Linked DNA regions of Homo sapiens: region 1 is linked to region 2. A link is a loop called in an ENCODE intact Hi-C map of the cell type or tissue named here. Cell type or tissue: CD14-positive monocyte. All regions are shown on one strand. Links, peaks and the distances in the headings refer to the core of each region. The heading gives the core; the rest is flanking DNA. Region 1 overlaps PTP4A2 (protein tyrosine phosphatase 4A2). Region 2 holds the start of SPOCD1 (SPOC domain containing 1).

Region 1 (10,164 bases), core at 2,165-10,164, 88 kb after region 2:
CCAAGAAATACCTTCTCATTCCTCCACAGCAGTGCAACTGAGCAGTGAAGCACTGGTTTTAAAATCAGCTCCAGATTCTTTTTTCTTTTTTTTCTTTTTCTTTTTTTTTGAGATGGAGTTTCACTCTGTGGTCCAGGCTGGAGTGCAGTGTGGTAGTCTCAGCTCATTGCAACCTCCGCTCCCAGGTTCAAGTGATTCTCCTGACTCAGCCCCCAGAGTAGCTGGGATTACAGGTGCCTGCCACCATGCCCAGATAATTTTTTGTATTTTTAGTACAGACAGGGTTTCATCATTTTGGCCAGGCTGGTCTCGAACTCCTGACCTCAGGTGATCCACCTGCCTCGGCCTCCCAAAGTGCTGAGATTATAGGCGTGAGCCACCACGCCCGGCCCAGGCCCAGATTCTAATACTGCCCCTGCCACCAACTTGCTATTACTTCACCTCCTGATTTTCTCATTTATAAAATGGGATTAGCAATGATGAAGCCTATGTAGTAGCCTATGAAGATTAAATTAGATCATGCACATGAAATTCTGAGCACAGTAGTACTCAACAGATGATGGCCAGTATTATCATTTTATTTCTCTATCTTCCTGACTGCCAGACCCCAAAACAGCAAAGGAAACAGAAGTAACATGGCTAATATCACACTTCTGTTAACCTGTTTGGGGTGGTTAGCAGGGTTGCAAGTAGTGAAGAGGATTCTATTTACTTTCATGTGCAAGTGTGATCTGTGGAGAAAATAAGAGGTAGGGGCGGTTTTACAAATCTTTCCCATGGCCAGATATCCCTGTAAATTAATCCTTTGAAATTAGCATGTAGGCCAGGTGCGATGGCTCACTCCTGTAATCTCAGCACTTTGGGAGGCCGAGGCAGGCAGATCACGAGGTCAGGAGATCGAGACCACCCTGGCTAACATGGTGAAACCCCGTCTCTACTGAAAATACAAAAACTTAGCCGGGTGTGGTGGCGGGCGCCTGTAGTCTCAGCTACTCGGGAGGCTGAGGCAGGAGAATGGCGTGAACCCGGGAGGCAGAGCTTGCAGTGAGCTGAGATCGTGCCACTGCATCCAGCCTGAGCAACAGAGCGAGACTCCGTCTCAAAAAAAGAAAAAAGAAACAAAGAAAGAAATTAGCATGTAGATATGCTGGATACCTTTTCATGTAGATCTGGGATCTGGTGGCTAAAAGGAAAGAATCTTCTACCCCATCCATCCGCTGCTCCCTTAGTTAAGGCCCCAACACTTCTGTCCTGAACTGCTGCAACTATCATCCACCCACCATCCATAAATGTCTCTCAGCTTCTAGTCTCTCCAATTCATTCTCATTCCTTCAGCTGATATTTGTTGCATGCATAGTACAAATCAGGAACTGGGTTTACATAACAGGTACGGTCTCTGATTTAAGGAGCTCCTTGAATAACTTTCTGAGAATAGATCTGACCACGTAGCTGCTGTGCTTACCAACCTTCATGGCTCCCCACCGCCCAAAGCGGATTCACAACTAGAGACTGATTCAGAATGATCTGGGTGGTACCTGGACGTGGACATTTTTAATAAACCACATAGTTGAATCTGATGTCTTCTCCAGATTGAGAAATGATCAATAAAGTTTCAAATTTCTTTCTTTCTGCCACCTCTGCCTCCTGGGCTCAGGCAATCCTCCCACCTCAGCCTCCCAAGTAGTTGGGACTACAGGTATGCACCACCATGCCTGGCTAATTTTTGTATTTTCTGTAGAGATGGGGTTTCACCATGTTAGCCAGGCTGGTCTCAAACTCCTGAGCTCAAGCAATCACTATCTGAAAATAGATTACTAATTTGTGTACCTGTTTATTCTCTGTCTTCTCCAGTAGAATGTAAGCCCTACCAGGGCAGAGCGTGTTTCTTGTTTCCCACTATATCCTCAGTGCCTAGAATAGTGTATAGGATGTAGCATAAATCACCACTCTACCTATAGGAGCTTCAGTCACAGCATTTAACATGCTATTTGTATAATCCCTTCTAGTCAAGGCTCTCTTGGTTATTAAGAAACTGACTCAAGCTATTTTAAACAAGGGGCGAGGGAAGGGACAGAAACCATCGAAAGGACTTCAGGGGACGACGTGCAGCTGGGCTTTATGAAAAAGAACTCTGAATTCAGGGGCATTGCTCCCCTAATCCCAGGCCACAGTCTCTTCTCTCTGCTCCCCTGGGCTGCTTCTCCGTCCTCCTTCCTCTGTCCTATGTCTACTCGTCTCACATATGACCCAACATACACATGGCCCTACTGGCCCCTCACATCCAAGAGTCTACCTCAGTTGAAATTGAGAATCTGGGCTGGGCACGGTGGCTCACGCCTGTAATCTCAGTACTCTAGGAGGCTGAGGCAGGTGGATCACTTGAGGTCAGGAGTTCGAGACCAGCCTGGCTAACATGGTGAAACTTCATCTCTACTAAAAATACAAAAATTAGCCAGGCCTCGTGGCATACACCTGTAGTCCCAGCTACTTGGGAGGCTGAGGCAGGAGAATCGCTTGAACCCGGGAGGCAGAGGTTGCAGTGAGCAGAGATCACACCACTGCACTCCCACCTGGGCAGCAGAGCAACACTACATCTCAAAAAAAAAAAAAAACGAGAATCTGCTGGCCAATGTCAGCAGTTGAGTCAACTGTCTATCCCTGATCCAATCATCTATGGCCTCGGGGGTAGACGGGGAGGTACAAGGAAGGGGTGTCTAGTACCTCTTCTACTCTGATGACAACCAAACCTGCCTAGCACAAATCCAAACCCTCCAGAGAGACCAAATCTTGCCCCTTCTCCCAAAAATACCATGCTCTTTCATACTTCCACTGCCTTGTATTATTTCCTCAACCTGAAATGTACTGTCCCCACATCAACCTTTTTTTGTAAGTGTACAACTTAGCAGCATTTAATGCAGTCACACTGTTATGCAACCATCACCACTGTCTAATCCCAGAACACTTTTATCACCACAGAAAGAAACCCTGTCCCCGCCCTAGCCCATGTAACCGTAATGTCTTCATTTCCCTTGTATATATGTAGAATTGAAAATTGTACATATTGGAATTGCTGGGTCATATGGCAAGTGTTTAACTTTTTGAGAAACTGCCAAACTGTTTTTCAAAAGTGACTGCACCATCGCTTTATATTATTACCAGCAATGTATAAAGGTTCCAACTTCTTCATACCCTTCCCAAGACTTGTTATGGTCCATCTTTTTTATGATAGCCATTCTGATGGATGGAACATGCTATCTCATTGTGTATCAACCTTTTCTATCTCATCCTTCAAAATCCAGCTCAAACATGCCCACTGCAGCATCTCCTGATGTGCTCCAGGGCAGTTTTAGTTACCCCCTAGTATCACAGTACCATAATTCGTCTATGTCTCTATCCATACCCATTCATTCAGTATCCACTGAGCACCTGCTGCATGCCAAGCACTATTTGAGGTGCTGAAGATACGGTGAACGAAACACAAAACAAAAAACAGCTATGCCTTTGTTGAGCTTATATTTTGGTGGGGGAAACAAATAATTAAAAGGTCGAGGCCGGGTGCAGTGGCTCACACCTGTCTGCAATCCCAGCACTTTGGGAGGCCGAGGCAGGCGTATCACCTGAGGTTGGGAGTTTGAGACCGGCCTGATCAACATGGAGAAACCCTGTCTCTACTAAAAATACAAAATTAGCTGGACGTGGTGGCACATGCCTGTAATCCCAGCTACTTGGGAGGCTGAGGCATGAGAATTGCTTGAACCCAGGAGGCGGAGTTTGCAGTAAGCCAAGATGGCACCATCACACTCCAGCCTGGGCAACAAGAGTGAAACTTTAAAAAAAAAAAAAAAAAAAAAAAAAAGAAGCTTGTGAGATGGTGGTAAGTATTACAGAGGACACTAAAGCTTAGTGGGACAAATAGGGTGGCCATGGAAAGCTTCACTCAAGCTAACATTTGAGCAAGAATTAAAGTTAAGTTTCCACTATGACACATCAGTGAGAGATGAGAGGGAGGTATTGGATATGGGTCTAGAATCCAGAGAATAGAGTCCAGGGAGATAGAACAGAAGTGTAGAAGCTAATGAGGAACCAGAAACCGAAACTGAGGTGTGGCAACTAAACTAGGTGAAAACTCAGGAGTGTAGTGTTCTAGAGGCAAAAACCTGTATTCGTTTTCTATTGGTGCTATAATAAATTATCTCAAACATTGTGGCTGAAAACAACACAGATTTACCCTACAGTTCTGTAGAAATCCTACATGCAACCAAAATCAAGGTGTTAGCAGGCTAAGTTCCTTCTTGGAGGCTGTTGGGCGAATCTGTTTCCTTGCCTTCTCCAGGTTCGAGGCTGCCGTCACTCCTTGGCTCCTGGCCCCTTCCCTCCACCTTCAAATAAATCTCTGATCCTTCTATCCTAGACACATCTCCCTCTGACCTCAGCTAGGAAAGGTTCTCTGCTTTTCGGATCCATGCTATTAGATCAGGCCTACCAAGATAATCCAAGATATTCTTCCCATCTCAAAATTCCGAACTTAATCACACCCACAAAGTCCCTTTGACATGTAGGATAACATTCACAGGTTCCAGGGATTTAGAACCTGGACATTTGAGGGGGGGTTAGGGGAGAAGGGCATTATTTTCCTACATGCAAATGAAGCATTTCAAAGAGGAAGTGGTCAACTGTACCATATGCTGACATGTCAAAGAAGTTATGAAGGTGGGCACAGTGGCTCATGCTCATCATCTCAGCGCTCTGGGAAGCGGAGGCAGGGGGATCATTTGAGACCAGGAGCTCAAGACCAGCCTGGGCAACATAAAAAGACTATGTTTTGGCCAGGCACGGTAGCTCACGCCTGTAATCCCAGCACTTTGGGAGGCCGAAGTGGAGGGATCACTTGAGGTCAGGAGTTCAAGACCAGCCTGGCCAACATGGTGAAACTCCATCTCTACTAAAAATACAAAAATTAGCTGGGCGTGGTGGCACGTGCCTGTAGTCCCAGCTACTTGGGAGGCTGAGGCAGGAGAATTGCTTAAACCCAGGAGGTAGAGATTGCAGTGAGCCGAGATCGCGCCACTGCACTCCAGCCTGGGCCACAGAGCAAGACTCCATGTCCTAAATAAATAAATAAATAAAGGCTATGAAGACTATGTCTCTCCAAAAAAAAAAAAAAAAAAAAATTTTTTTTTTTGAGACAGAGTTTCGCTCGTCACCCAGGCTGGAGTGCAATGGCACGATTCTCCTGCCTCAGCCTCCCGAGTAGCTGGGACTACAGGCATGCATCACCCTGCCTGGCTAATTTTGTATTTTTAGAAGAGACGGGGTTTCGCCATGTTGGCCAGGCTGGTCTCGAACCCCTGGCCTCAGGTGATCCGCCCGCCTCGGCCTCCCGAAGTGCTGGGATTACAGATGTGAGCCACCACACCCAACCAAAAAATTTTAATTAGCTGGGCACAGTGACATGCACGTGTAGTCCTAGCTACTCAGGAGGCTGAGGTAGGATCGTTTGAGCCCGAGTTCAAGGTTACGGTGAGCTATGATCATGCCACTACACTCCAGCCTGGGTGACAAAACAAGACCCTCAAAAAAAAGTTATGAGAATTGACCATCGATCGGGGTGATCCTTTTTTTTTTTTTTTTTTTTTTTTTTTTAGACAGTCTTACTCTGTTGACCAGGTAGGAGCACAGAAGCATAATTTTGGCTCACTGCAACCTCTGCCTCCCAGGTTCAAGCGATTCTCGTGCCTCAGCCACCCAGAGTAGCTGGGATTACAGGCGTGTGCCACCACATCCAGCTAATTTTGTATTTTCAGTAGAGACGGGGTTTCACCATGTTGGGAGGCTGGTCTTGAACTCCTGGCCTCATGTGATCTGTCTGCCTTGGCCTCCCAAAGTGCAGGCATGAGCCACTGCACCCAGCCTCTGGCGATCTTTAACACGGGCTGTTCTGTGGAGTCAAAATCCTCATTGGTGCAAGCTCAAAGGAGAGAAGTAGAGAGCATAGATAGATAATTCTCAACTTGTACTAGAGAAGAGCAAAGAAGCGGGATGACAGCTGAAGGGGCAGATGCGGGGTCAAACAAGGATTTTTTTAAAATATGGAATACTAGCATGTTTATAAGCTCATGGGAATGATCTAGTAGGGGGAAAAGTTAATGAGCAGGACAGAGAAGGAAAATGGCTACACCTCTGGGCCCTTTGAACAGGTTAAGGGATGGAATTTAGCACACAAGTGGAAGAGCTTGCCTTAAATAGGGCAAGGACAGGCCGGGCAGTGGCTCATGCCTGTAATCCCAGCACTTTGGGAGGCCAAGGTAGGCAGATCATGAGGTCAGGAGTTTGAGACCAGCCTGACCAATATGGTGAAACCCCGTCTCTACTAAAAATACAAAATTTAGCTGGGCTTGGTGGCATGTGCCTGTAATCCCTGCTACTCAGGATGCTGAGGCAGGAGAATCGCTTGCTCCCGGGAGGCGGAAGTTGCAGTGAGCTGAGATTGCGCCACTGTACTCCAGCCTGGGTGACAGAGCAAGACTCAGTCTCAAAAAAAAAAAAAAAAAAATTGGGCAAGGACAGTCTGCCTATAGTAACTAAAAGACAGTAGCACAGATGCAGGTGGGTGAGTAGATGTGATGGGAGGAGCTTGTGAAAATTTTATTTCTAAGTTTTAAAAAGTCATAAGCTGAGAGGATGGCAAAGGTGTTAAAAATTTAAGAGAAAGTGTAAATGGGATAGAGAAATGTACTAGGATTGAGAGGTTTTGAGGCTCATGTGAGGTCATAGCTTTAGTTTTCAAGACAGGGTCTCACTATGTTGCCCAGGATGGAGTGCAGTGGCTGTTCACGGGCACAATCATTTCACAATGTAGCCTCAAAACTCCTGGGCTCAAGTGATTCTCTTGCCTCAGCCTCCTGAGTAACTGAGACTTAATAGGCGCGTACCACCTGGCCCGGGGAGGTCATGACCTTAGAGAGACTGAATCAGCATGTTCAGTTGTGTAAGTACTTAAGTGCACAGAAAGTGGAGTACTGAACTTAACCAAAAATGGATTTTAGCCAGGGAAGTACAATGCAACAAGAGATGGGGCAAGGCTGAAAAGCTGATTGTCACAGTGCATCACAGAACCTAAGCTAGGTAATGAAGGACATGAAGAAGTGAAAAGAGGTGAAGAGAAGTGGCAGGATCAATGAATTCTGAGACTCGTCTCGCTGTCACCCAGGATGAAGTGCAGTGGCACAGTATCAGGTCACTGCAACCTCAGCCTCCCATGTTCAAGCAATCCTCTCACTTCAGCCTCCCGAGTAGCTGGGACTGTAGTCCAGATGGTAGTGCGCCACGACACCCAGTTACTTTTTGTATTTTTTGTCAAGTTGGGGTTTGGCCATGTTGCCCAGGCTGTGGATCAATGATCTATAAATAGTACTATAACCACCCACTGTAACTGTTTTATGTCTACATATCTGACACCCCCTCCAGACTGAGGTACTCCAAAGTGAAATGAGTGTCGTATCTTTTCCTAGTATCTGAGCATGTTGTTACCTGGGTGGATGGATGCTTACCCATAGTGAAAGGGAAATTCCACACTCCCAAATCCTGATATATTAATACAGAGCTGTTACTTCCTCATTGTTCTTTAATACGAATTCAAGTACAAAGTTGCAATGCTTCACCAAAACCTATGGTATAAATAAGCTGGGTGCAGTGAGAGACTACTCAGAATGGCCATAGTATATGCGATTATTGACTCTGTGAATAGCCACTGCACTCCAGCCTGGGAAGCACTACACGACTCTGTCTCTAAAAAATAATAATCTATGGTATAAACCAAGCCTTTGACAAGATGCTGAATTCCTACAGGGTTGTATACAAGAACTGAACCAGAAAATGTACTAGATGTATCCCAGCTATGGTTAAGTTGGCTCTTCCTGAACACCTCAGTGACATAAAATCTTTGAATTTCCAAGCCTCTATTTTACCTCCTTGCAGTAAACTAGCAGGACCCAAAACAGTCCTTGAAAATAGCAGGCAAAGAAAGGGGAACAGATGTAAGTGAAATTTTGGTTTTGTTGTTGTTGTTTTGGGACAGGGTGTCTGTCACCAAGGCTGGAGTATAGTGGCATGATCACAGCTCACTACAGCCTCAACCTCTTGGGCTCAAGTGTTCCTCTCACCTCAGCCTCCCAAGTAGCTGAGACTGCAAGCACACACCACCATGCCCAGCTAATTATTAAACATTTTTTTTTTGTAGAGATGGACTCAACACATTACCCAGGCTGGTCTTGAACTCCTGGGGCTCAAGTGATCCGCCTGCCTTGGCCTTCCGAAGTGCTGGGATTATAGGCATGAGCCACTGCACCCAGCTTAAACTCCGCTTTATAAGCACAGACATAAACTCTTGAGGATGGAGGAAAAAAATGCACAAAGAGCGTGTAAAATATGTTTTATTGTTCTTTAAAAGGGTTCAGGGTTTGGTTTTAAATCAGGCTGCACACCTTTCAAATCAATCTGACATCTCTCTATGTCAAACTGGCTTCAGCTAGCAATACTTCATTAAATCGAAAAGAAAAAAATTGCTTTAAGGAAAAAAAATCCAGTTTTAAGAACAATTAACATTAGTCTTTAAAATAAAAGGAGGGCTAATGTTTCATGTTGCTTTATACATCCTTCTCCTCAATACAGAACCAGGAATGTAATTTTCCTAACTCAGGCAGGCACTGATACTGATGGACACTGCGCGTGCACACACACACACACACATACACACACACACACACACACACACACACACACCCCCTCCCCCCAAACAACAAAATTCAGAGTATGTCAAAGGAAAAAGGTTTGTTATTGTATTGATCAAAACCCAGTGGAATCAACACCATCTATCTTAGCTTAGCAGGTATGCTGTTTTGATCTTGAGTCTATATTAATGGAATCTATTGTTGCATTCTGAAATAAAGAATTTTGGATATACCATTATGTTTTAAAGTCCTAGAAACAATTTCGAAAAGCATTATTTTGTTTTGTTTTCTGGGATGGGAGAGGAGAGAATCTACAGATTTGCGTTTAGTTAAAAATCAAAACTCCAGCATAGGAAATAGGCAGTTCACATAGCCGGTCAACATGTGAGGTATCATCAGTGTGAGACAAGGTCCCGGTCTGTTCCTATTGGCCTAGCTGACGCTAACAAAATGGGAGGCTTATGGCTCTGCACAGCAAATTCCAGCAGGACAAGATGACTTTAAGCCCGTATTCAGAGCCCTAGAAGCAGGGCACTACTGAGTACGTAATATTTAGAGGTGAAAATAGTGCAAGAGCCCCTGATGGTGCCCCTCTACCTGCTTTGTCCATGCAGCCTGATCATAACTGCCTTCCACAAAGGAGCAGAAAAACAGCTTTTCTAGATCAGTACACTAAACCCAGCCAAGAATCTGCAAAAATGCTACTACACCGCTTCACAAGCAACACAGTCCCTTCACTACTCATTGGGTTGCACGATGTCTCTCTTCTACCCTGTTATGGCCTGTGGACACATACTCACTAGGCATCATTGTTGGTTTTAAACCAGGGATTTTTTTTTTTTAATCTCAAAAAACCTAGTAATAACAAGGCAATCAGTGGTTAAACTGAACTTTACATATAGGGGGCAGTTTGGAAAACACATACCACAAGCATTTCTCAAGTCGAAAATATGTGAATTTGCTGCTGCTCCTTTGACGGTTCCTGAAAATTCAGAGTACAAGTCCTAAAATAAAAATTTTAAGCTACCAGCATTCTCTGATACTAGACAGAAAATCAGAGTAACGCTACAGCCCACAATTCTACAGGGTGTAAAAAGTACGCTCACTGCCTGGACATCTTTATTGATGGCCTGGAGTCCTCCCTTTTAGAAGACAAGTTTCTGGGATAACCACTTAGCTTCATTGGTTAGGGAAGAGAAGAATTCGACTCTCAGGTAAGTTGAGAAGAGACTCCTCTTAAAATGCCATTTCTCCACTAATTTATCAAAATAAAAACAAAACAAAAGGCTCTTGGCTACTTTGCCTAGTATTAGATAGGGTTTTGAAGAAACTAACATGAACACCCTTTCATCAGTAAAGACTAAAAACCACCTGGAAAATATATATATATATATATATATTATATTATATATATATATATATATATATATATATA
Region 2 (10,582 bases), core at 1,811-9,810:
TTGTATTTTTTCTACAGACAGGGTTTTGCCACATTGCCCAGGCTGGTCTCCTGAGCTCAAGCAATCCACCCGCCTTGGCCTCCCAAAGTGCTGGGATTACAGGTGTGAGCCACCACGCCTGGCCGACATTGACCTTTAATGGTTAATGTAAGGATTAAATGAGATGACATACTTGAAGCTCTCAGTCTATAGTAGGCACACTAATGAAACGAGCTCCTCTTAGGCTGCTCTTCTGTTAGGAAGACACTCTCCTCCTTCACTCACCTCTTGACACTTTGCAGCTACAGACAGCATACCTTGAACCAGGGATTCTGGGTCAGGCCAGAGGAGCTGTGTGCCTCCCTGGTTATGACTGGTGGAATGTGAGCAGCCCAGGGTCACTGGCAGAGTTGCCCCACACACACACACCCACTGCTATCCCACCCATAGAGCAGCTCCAAACCTCACTGGCCACTGTGGGGCCCAGGACGGACAAGAGAATGGCATCCAGTCCCCCTCCCATCTCTCCTCCAAGAGTCTCTGGTTCATGCCAGAAGAATACAACACGGCCAGCCTCTGATATCAGACTCCTGGCAGTTCTGGGGCCCACTTCATTCTCCCCACTTCATAGAGGAGGCAACTCAGATTCAGAGAAGAGACATTTCTAAATGTCTAAAGTCTTTCTGCAGCCAGGCGCAGTGGCTCATGCCTGTAATCCCAGCACTTTGGAAGGCCGACGCAGCGGATCACCTGAGGTCAGGAGTTTGAGACCAGCTTGGCCAACATAGTGAAATCCTGCCTCTACTAAAAACACAAAAATTAGCCGGGCATGGTGGCCCACACCTGTAGTCCCAGCTACTCAGGAGAATCCCTTGAAACCAGGAGGCAAAGGTTGTGGTGAGTCAAGATTGTGCTACTGCACTCCAGCCTGGGTGACAGGGCGAGACTCCCATCTTAAAAAAAAAGTAAATTAAAAAAAAAAAAGTCTTCTTGCCACTGAGCTTAAGAAAGGAAGAAAAAAAAGTTAAACTCATCTAAATGTCTGAAGACATGTCTAAAGTCACCCTGTACTAAGAGGCAGAGCTTGACCTTGAACCTGTCTGCCCCTGCCACAAGCCAGGCTGTCTCCAGGGGAAGGTGCTAAGGCCCTAAACGGGGCTCCAGACCAGCCGGGCACTGTGCCCCCCATTGCCCAGGCCCCACTCAGCCCTGTCTGCAACCACCCGCCTGTCCCTGTCACAGCCCAGACTCAATTCTTCTCCCGCAGCTGGTACTGGTTGTCATGGCAACGAGTTGTTTGGAAAGCTGTGGGATGATGGGCTGTGCCGCAGTCAAGGATGGAGCCTGGAGGAGCCAGCAGTCATGGGCTGCTTCCAGTCAAGCCAGGCAGGAAGCTGGCTCCACCACCGCACTCAAACCAGCCCCCTTAAAGGCTGCAGACCCAGGAATCCCAATTCTGGGCATCTGGTCCAAATAAATCATGTGAAGAAGGGAGGAGCCAGACGCACAAGGATGGTCACCCCTGCACTACTTACAGCAGGACGAAATTGCTTATGTCACTAACAGGTAACCTATTTGAGTATTTTTCTTGCACCAAGCACTGTGTTAAATGCCAAACATGTGTCATCTCATTTCATCCTCACCACCTCCCTAGGAGGTAAGCACTCTTCATACCCACATTTTGCAGATGAGAGAATTACACTTGAAAAGGTGAAGCCACTCACCTCGGTTGTTCAGATAGTGGCAAAGTCAAGATTGAATGTTAGCCTATTGGCCTCCAGGGCTCATGCTCCTCACTACACTACAGTGGTTGGAAATGAGAAGAGGAAGTCCCAGCCCTCATCCCGACAGCGCCTGTGCCTGCGACAAATACATCCATAGACAGCTATGATGCAGGGCTCAGGAAAAGATCAAATTCGGCAGAACAAGGTGAACCCACTGGGAAAGACCTTCAAATACTACGGAACTTACAAAACCAAGCAAAGTCCTGGAACAATAAGGCATAATAGGAGCCTATTTATAGGTAAAAAGGCTTGATGCATAGTGGAAAACAGCTCACTGGTTCTATTTTACTAATTGGCTGTTTGGCCTTGAGTACTCATGTCACCTCTCAGAGCCTCAGTGTTCAGATCAGTGAAATGGGTATATGTCAATAGAGTCTACCTCATAGGCTTGTTACAAAGATTGCAGATAAAGTGCTTAGCCCAATATCCAGCACATGTTAAGCAAGCCAGATGCTGTTACGACTGTGCCGATAACACAGAAAATACACAGAGAAGGCAGTGCAGTGAGCTCTCAAGACAGACCGCCTAGGCTTGTAGCCTTGCTCCCATTCACCAGCTGGGTCTGTAACCTCACCTCCGTGGACGTCGTGTGAAGATTAAATCAAAAACATCTAGCACATCATGCATATTCAATAAATGTGATGAAAATCCAACTATGTGAGAAATATACACCAAAAACAAGTAGAGTCTTCTTCTGCCTTTGGTGTATAAATGTTAGCTATGATTATTAATAAAATGATGATGATTATAAGTAAAAGAACAAAGGAAAGGGAAGTGGTGATATAGGGAACATGGCTGGTCACTGACTCCCCAGCTATGTGAGCCTGGAGAATATTATTAACCCTCCGAGCCTCAGTTTCCCCATCTGGTTATATGGGGCTAACGCCTATCTTACAGGGTAACTGTGAACACTAAAGGAAAAGCAAATTTAACACGAATTAAGCAATTTACCTTGTGCCTTGTGCTGTGCTAGGCACCTTTTTTTTGTTTGTTTGTTTGTTTTAGACAGTCTTGCTCTGTCACCAGGCTGGAGTACAGTGGTGCGATCTCAGCTCACTGCAACCTCTGCTTCCCAGGTTCAAGTGATTCTCCTGCCTCAGCCTCCAGAGTAGCTGGAACAGGCATGTGCCACCATGCCCAGCTAATTTTTGTATTTTTAGTAGAGACAGGGTTTCACCATGTTGGCCAGGATGGTCTTGATCTCTTGACCTCGTGATCCGCCTGCCTCTGCCTCCCAAAGTGCTGGGATTACAGGCGTGAGCCACTGCACCAGGCCTAGGCACATTATTTTATACCATAATCTCATTTAATCCTTGAAACAACCCCATGAAGCTGCAATTAGTATCCTTTTTTTACAATGAGGAAACCTAGAGAGGTTAAGAAAACATCCCACAGTCATTCAGCTAGGAAGTGGGCAGAGGCAAAATTCGAACCCAGGACTCACTGACTCCAAAAGATAATGACCCCTCACAAGGATTCAGCGAATGTAGTTTATTTTCTCTTTCCCAGTTTGTGGGCCTCATTTTACCCAGTTTAGTTAATAGGGATGTGAGAATGTTCATGAAGCGCCCATCTAGCTTAGCTTTATTAAATTCCACTGCCAAGTATGGTATTGAGAAACATGGCCAGGCCCTTCCTATCCCAAACTCTCAGACTCAGCTCACCAGTCTGGGGCAGCCTCCTGGGCTGGGTTCCTCTGGCCTGTCCTGGTGGGAGTTGTCTGAGCTTCTGTCTGTGCCCCGGTCTTGGGCACAGGGCACTGGACCTTTCTTCAGGTTCTTAGTGCCCTTGGATCTTCTCTGCTCCATGAATGGGCCTGAGCAGGCCCTGCTGGCTTCAGTATCCAGGGAGGAGCTGAGGCCGCCCAAGGGCTCCCGGGAGCTGGCACAGGTGTCAGCGGGGGCAGCGAGTCCTTGCTCCAGCCTTCCCCTGGAAGCTGGCTGAGCCTTGGCCTCCAGCTCCTCCTGGTCCTGTGCTGGAGCCTGGCCTTCATCGCTGCCAGTCCGCACGACACACACAGCTTCTTGCTGCTCTGCAGAGGCCTGTGCTGACGCCCCCAGGCACAGTGCTGCGCTCTGTGGAGGAGCCTGTGCAGCTGAACTGAGGGACTCCCCTCCACTGGGCACTGGGAACCCGACAGGGCCACAGGGGCTGCCTGGCTGGGGCCCATCCCCTGTAGCGGGCAAATATCCAAATTTCTCAGTCCCTGAGGCACATCCTGCCCCACTTCCACCTGGCTCTCCAGGCCCAGACCCAGTGTCTTTTGGAGAGGGAGGTCTGCAAGGGCCTCCCAAGGACTCCAGGTCAGCAACTTGGGGAGGGTCTCCCACAGACAGGAGGTTGTCCCCACGAGGGCTCTGATCAAGCCACAGGAAGTCACCAGCCCCTTCCTCACACTCTGAATGAGCCCCTTGCCTCCTCCATTTCTTTCTTACCCTCACAGGGACTGGGTCTGGTGAGGATGTCAGGGGCCTTCCAGGGGGCTCCTCTTTGCTGAGTGTGGGGCTTCTTCTGTCACACCCTGGAGAACTCATTCCACCGTCTCTGGCCTCCCTGGGCCTGAGGCAGCTCACCTCCTCCACTCCTGCAAGCCTCTCCCTGCAGGCCAGAGCTCTCTCTGGGAGGCCAGCAGACCTGCTACAAAGTTTCCTGGGGCAACTGTCATCTAAGATGTCACACAGAGAAACCTGGAGCCTCTTGGAGGTCAGAGCTCTCCCCTGAGTAGGCACCGAGGGCAGCTGCATGTGGAGCCCAGGAGCCAGCATCGAGCCCCGGCTCTGTACCACAGCTAGCAGCTCCAAGACCCCTGGCCGGACCTCAGCAGCACCTGCAGCCCGGGAGCTGCCACCTCGAAGGGCCTCCTTCCTGGGGATCTTCCTTCTGCTGCCAGCCCTGACTCCGGGCCCAGAGCTTGCTCCCGGCCCATCTGGTGACAGGCCTGGCATGGAGCTGGCTCCTTCCATGTTCTGTAAAAGCTCACAGTTGTGTTGGGGACTGAGCACAGGGTCTCCTGTGCTGGGGCCTTCTACGTCCCCCGCCTGGGACATGTCTGTCCACCTACCTGGGCCAAAAGCACAACACGGGCCCTGTGTGGAGACAGAAAGAGGAGACTTTGTCTTGGAGAGTCCGACCTGTCAGCCCGTTCAGTGGGAACTGGGAGGAGCCCCTCTTCCAGCCAGCTCTCCCAGACCCTTCCACTCCTGAGGCCTAGGGGTGAGCACTCCAGGGAGGGGAGCACCCAGCAGGAGCTGGTGTCCTGGGTGAGGGTGGAGAGGCCTGCCTCCAAACAGGGCCGAGCTACAGTGGCCTCCAGGGTCTTCTTGTCTCTGAGAGTTCACACATTCGCTTAAATGGGACCTAATAAGATACCATTTATTTATGACTTATGTGCTTATTTCATTTCATACTGGCAGCCACAGGTGAGGACACTGAGATTCTGAGATGTTAAGACACTCACCCAAGGAAGCACAGGAAGTGGAAGGGCCAGGAGTCTCTCTCCCAGTTCTCACACTGCGCAAGGAGCAGATACTGAACGGGGTTCGTGCCCATAACCCTTCTCGTCTCTCTCCCATCGGTCCCGTTCTGAAAGGCGCCCCACCCAGGTTCCCAAGCCTTACTGGGACAGTCCCCCAGCATCCAAGAAATCCGGGCCCCATCGGTCGCGTCGCTCTCACCTGGGCTTCCCTGAGTTTTCCCTCCTGGGGTTCCACCCACTAGCTGAAAAGGAGCTGAGATCACGTGATGCGGGGGAGGGAGGCCCTTGCTGAGGGATAGGGGCGGAGTCCCTGATGATGAGCAAAAGGCTGCTCCCCAGGCGTGCTGGCGTTCCTGCCCCGGCAGAGGGCGCCCTCTTCCTCCTGAGGGCTTCCTGGAGGAGGTGCCAATCCTGGCTCCCAAGCAGAGGTAGGTGGGTGCATGGGGCAGCGAGGGGCCTTGGCTGCCTGCCTGAGAGTTTAACTTGATCCTACCGCAATAGTCCCTGAGCCAGTAGGACAATGTCAGAATTACCTAGATTTTTTGCCTAATTTTATTTTATTTTATTTTTAAACTTTTATTTTAGGGTCAGAGGTCCATATGCAGGTTTTTAATATAGGTAAACTTGTGTCACGGGGGTTGTTGTACAGATTATTTCGTCACCCAGTTATCAAGCCTAGTACCCAATATTTATTTTTTCTTATCTTCTACTGCCTCCTACCCTCCACCCTCAAGCAGGCCCCAGTGTCTGTTGTTAACCTCTTTCTGTCCATGTGTTCTCACCATTTAGCTCCCACTTATAAGTGAGAACATGCAATATTTGGTTTTTCCGTTCCTGCATTAGTTTGCTAAGGATAATGGCCTCCAGCTCCATCCACGTTCCTGCAAAGGACGTGATCTCATTCTTTTTTATGGCTGCATAGTATTCCATTGTGTATATGTACCACATTTTCTTTAGCCAATCTGCCATTGATGGGCATTTAGGTTGATTCCATGTCTTTGCTATTGTGAATAGTGCTTGCCTAATTTAAAAAGAAAATCTCAAATATAATTAATGTAGATGGAAATGCAGAATCAATTCCAATAGAAGGTTAGAAATAAAAAGTTTAAAGCTATCTCTCATTTCCCAATACCCCAACTCCTGGAAACAACTGTGTTTTGTTTTTTGTTTTTTACCATGTTTGTCATCATGTTAATTTTTTAAATTTCATAACTGTAAATAATATACTCATGCCTCTATTACTTGATTTATTAATTTTAACTGTGTCTGTTGTATCTGTTGACTTCCTGCTGTGGTGATTTTATTAACCACCCTTTCCCCCTTTCTCTTCCGCTTTTCATATATATATATATATATATATTTTTTTTTTTTTTTTGAAACAGCGTCTCGCTCTGTCGCCCACGCTGGAGTGCAGTGGCACAGTCTCAGCTCACTACAACCTCTGCCTCCCAGGGTCAAGTGATTCTCCTACCTCACCCTCCCGAGTAGCTGGGACTACAGGCACGTGCCACCATGCCCTGCTAATTTTTGTATTTTTCGTGGAGACAGGGTTTCACCATGCTGGCCAAGCTGGTCTCAAACTCCTGACCTCGTGTTCCACCCACCTCAGCCTCCCAAATTGCTGGGATTACAGGCGTTAGCCACCGTGCCTGGCCCTCTTTTTTATATTTATATTTTAAATTTTACTATTGGTTTCTATTATCACTTTGAATACTATTCTTAAATGTCTGTTTCTTCTGTATATTGTATCTCTTGACTCTTCTCTGTGTGAAATGGATAATTTCCCTTGATGTCCCCTCCCTGCTTCTGCCGTTATCCATGAACTAAGCTTTTATTTTTGTATCGCTGAGGTTTATAGCATTTACATTCTATTCGGTAAAGATAATTCAGTTTACCGTTGTTTACCTGTAGATTGATTCTTAACACTGAAAGCCAAATGACATTTATAATGTTATGATTATGTAAATACTTTTACTGCAGAAACAGTGGTGTTTGGCTTTTTTTTTTTTTTTTTTTTTTTTTGAGATAGGGTCTGGCTCTGTCGCTCAGGCTGAGTTGTGGTAGTGTAATCATAGCTCACTGCAGCTTTGACCTCCCAGGCTCAAGTGATATTCCCCTCTCAGCCTCCTGAGTCGCTGGTACTACAGGCATGCACCGCCATGCCCAGCTAATTTTTTTTTTATTTTTGGTGGAGACGAGGTCTCACTATGTGGCCCAGACTGGTCTCGAACTCCTGAGCTCAAGCGATCCTCCCATCTTGGCCTGGGATTTCAGGCGTGAGCCACTGCACCCGGCCAGAACCAGAGATTTGATAAGTCTGATTGCGAGGGAGATGGAATTCCCTGGCACTAAACCTGTGCCAGGTGAGACTGTGAGAACCTTCCAGGCCAATGGAATACTAAATCACAGTTAGACTCAATAAATTAGATCTATATATCAACATGAATGTATCTCAATGATATAATGTGGAATTTTAAAAACAGCATAATATGAATAACAAGGGAAACCGAGTCTGGAGTACACAGGAACTCCCTGTACTAATCTTCAGATTTTTCTGTAGATCTAAAACTATTCTAAAAAACAAGGTTTATTACAAAAAACAAACCAAGCTATTGGGTAATCCATATTGAAAACTGTCATGATCTGGCAGTCAGAGTCATAGATGAGGTAAGAGTAGAGACTGGATGTCACCAATGACCAAAATTACTGCTCTAAGGAAATAGTTTTTGTAAATGAGAAGCCCTCCCTCTAAGGAATGTCTTGGTCATGATGGCAGAAAGTTGACCAGGTTCCCTAAGACCAGTGAACCAAGCCATTCTGGTCCATTTGGATAATGGAAGTCTCCCACATTGGGCAGAGAAAACGGGAGTGGAGATGTTGTCAGTTCCACATGGTATAGAGATAAAGAATGGCTAACACTTACGTAGTGCTGTTTTGAGCCAGGGACTGGTCTAAATGCTTTACCTATATTAATCCTGTATTTGCCTGTATTAATTTACCTATATTAATCCTTACATCAAGTCTGTGAGGTAAGAACTGTTATTATCCTTATTTGACAGATGAGGAAATAGGCCAAGACAGATTAAGTAATTTGCTCAAGATTAGCAAGGACTGGTTTTAGAAGCCAGCCAGTCTCTGGCCAGTTTCTCTGTCTCCTGGTATTCTATTTATTTATTTTATTTTTATTTTTTTGTTTTTTTGAGACAGTCTCACTCTATCACCCAGACTGGAGTGCAGTGGCATGATCTCGACTCACTGCAACCTCCACCTCCCGGGTTCAAGCGATTCTTCTGCCTCAGCCTCCGGAGTAGCTGGGATTACAGGCGCACGCCACCACACCCAGCTAATTTTTGTGTTTTAAGTAGAGATGAGGTTTCACTATGTTGGCCAGCCTGGTCTCAAAATCCTGACCTCAAGTGATCTGCCCGTATCGGCCTCTCAAGGTGCTGAGATTACAGGTGTGAGCCACTGGGCCCAGCCTTTCTCCTGGTATTCTAAAATGTCTCTGTCATAAAAAAAAAATAAAGTAAGGTTTTGCCCAGGTTTTGGCCTAATGCTATTTGCCTCATCATTAGCTGTTTGCTCCATTGACTCATGACAGCACCTCTGCGATATACCTGGTTCCCATTAAAGAATGCAATTTATTTCTTGGCTTTCCTTTTTTTTTTTTTTTTTTTTTGAGATGGAGTTTCTCTCTCATTGCCCAGGCTGGAGTGCAGTAGCAGGATCTTGGTTCACTGCAACCTTCGCCTCCTGGGTTCAAACGATTCCCCTGCCTCAACCTCCCAAGTAGCTGGGATTACAGGTATCCACCACCATGCCCGGCTGATTTTTTGTATTATTAGTAGAGATGAGGTTTCACCATGTTGGCCAGGCTGGTCTCAAACTCCTGACCTCAGGTGATCCACCTGCCTCGGCCTCCCAAAGTGCGTGAACCACCACACCTGGCCTATTTATTGGCTTTCTTTTCTCTTCCATTGATCGATTTGTCTATTCTTGATCAATATTGTTTTAGTTCTATGGTTTTGTGATAAATATTGCTATCTAGGGAGCAAGCTCCACCCCCTCAACTTGGTTTCTATTTTTTATAATCGTCTTAGCTAACTGTATACCGTAGAATCATTTTGTCAAGATCCTTGAAAAATTGTGCTGGGATTTAAATTAGAATTTCATCGAATTTACAGATTAGGGATAAAATTGAATAATACTGAGTCTTCTCATCCATAAATGTACCTTATTTCCATTCTGCCAGGCCTTCAATTCATTTTTGTGATTTTTCTTCATCAAAATATTGCACATTTTAATTAAATTATTCTATTCTTTAATATTTTTATTGCGTTTTCTTTTTTCTTTCTTTTTTTTCTTTCTTTTTTTTTTGTTGAGATAAGGTCTCGCTTTGTGTACAGGCCGAAGTGCAGTGATATGATCACCTGGGCTCAGATGATTCTCCCACCTCAGCCTCCTGAGTAGCTGGGACTACAGGTGCCTACCACCATGTCTGACTAAATTTTTGGTTTTTTGTAGAAACGGCATCTTGCTATGTTGCTCAGGCTGGTCTCAAACTCCTGGACTCAAGCAATCCTCCCACCTCGGCTTCCCAAAGTGCTGGGATTGCAGACATGAGCCACCATGCTGGAGGCGGTGACTCACGCCTGTAATCCCAACACTTCGAGAGGCCTGGGCGGCAGATCACCTGAGCCCAGGAATTCGAGCCAGTCTGGACAACATGGTGAAGCCCTGTCTCTACAAAAAATACAAAATTATCCAGGAGTGGTGGCATGTCCCATACTCCCTGTAGTCCCAGTTATTGGGAGGCTAAGGTGGGAGGATGGTTTGAGCCCAGGAGATGGAGGCTGCAGTGAGCCAAGATTGTGCCACTGCACTCCAGCCTAAGTGACAGAGTGAGACCCTGTTGCAAAGATATTAATAGTATTCTCATGATTCAAAAATCTCTATTGTATTGATTACAGTCCCCTTTTAATTCCTAATACTATTTATTTGTGCTTGCTCTCTCTCAGTCATCCTAGGGTTTTTTGGTAAATCAGATTTTTGCTTTTTTATCTCTGTTTTTTATGATGTTGTTATTATATTTTCTATTTCACCATCTTCTGGTTTTACCTTTCTTATTTACTTTCTTCTATTTCCTTTGGTTTACTCTTGTTCTTTCATTTTTTTTTTAAGAAACAGGGTCTTGCTCTGTTGCCCAGGCCGAAGTGCAGTGGTGTGATCATAGCTCACTGCAGCCTTAAATGCCTACTAATTGGCCTCAAGCTAATTTTTAAAATTAGTTTAAATTATTTTGGAGAGATAGAGTCTCACTATGTTGCCCAGGCTGGTCTCAAAC

The links. Peaks named below come from ENCODE experiments on the same cell type or tissue, not always from the same donor. Only the 100,000 strongest peaks of a DNase experiment are listed, where the experiment ranks them.
Region 1: a loop joins it to region 2, with 2.4 times the contacts of the local background. A loop is called at or near these places in 6 of 110 quality-filtered maps.

The regions. Positions count from the first base shown.
Region 1 is chr1:31,898,007-31,908,170 of GRCh38, forward strand. PTP4A2 (protein tyrosine phosphatase 4A2) reads right to left here. Exons shown (of 6, transcript NM_080391.4): 6 at 8,415-10,164. Among named protein-coding and RNA genes, the nearest start is that of PTP4A2, 35 kb to the right of the region's middle. In CD14-positive monocyte, for the core only: no CTCF peak of the experiment used is centred there; DNase peaks (open chromatin) are centred at 6,491 and 6,925; H3K4me3 peaks cover 523 bases; H3K27ac peaks cover 2,692 bases.
Region 2 is chr1:31,810,524-31,821,105 of GRCh38, forward strand. It overlaps SPOCD1 (SPOC domain containing 1), which reads right to left and starts at 5,499. Exons shown (of 16, transcript NM_144569.7): 1 at 5,438-5,499; 2 at 3,428-4,849. The coding sequence starts at 4,810. In CD14-positive monocyte, for the core only: CTCF peaks have their summits at 5,623 (motif pointing right) and 5,825; DNase peaks (open chromatin) are centred at 5,568 and 7,908.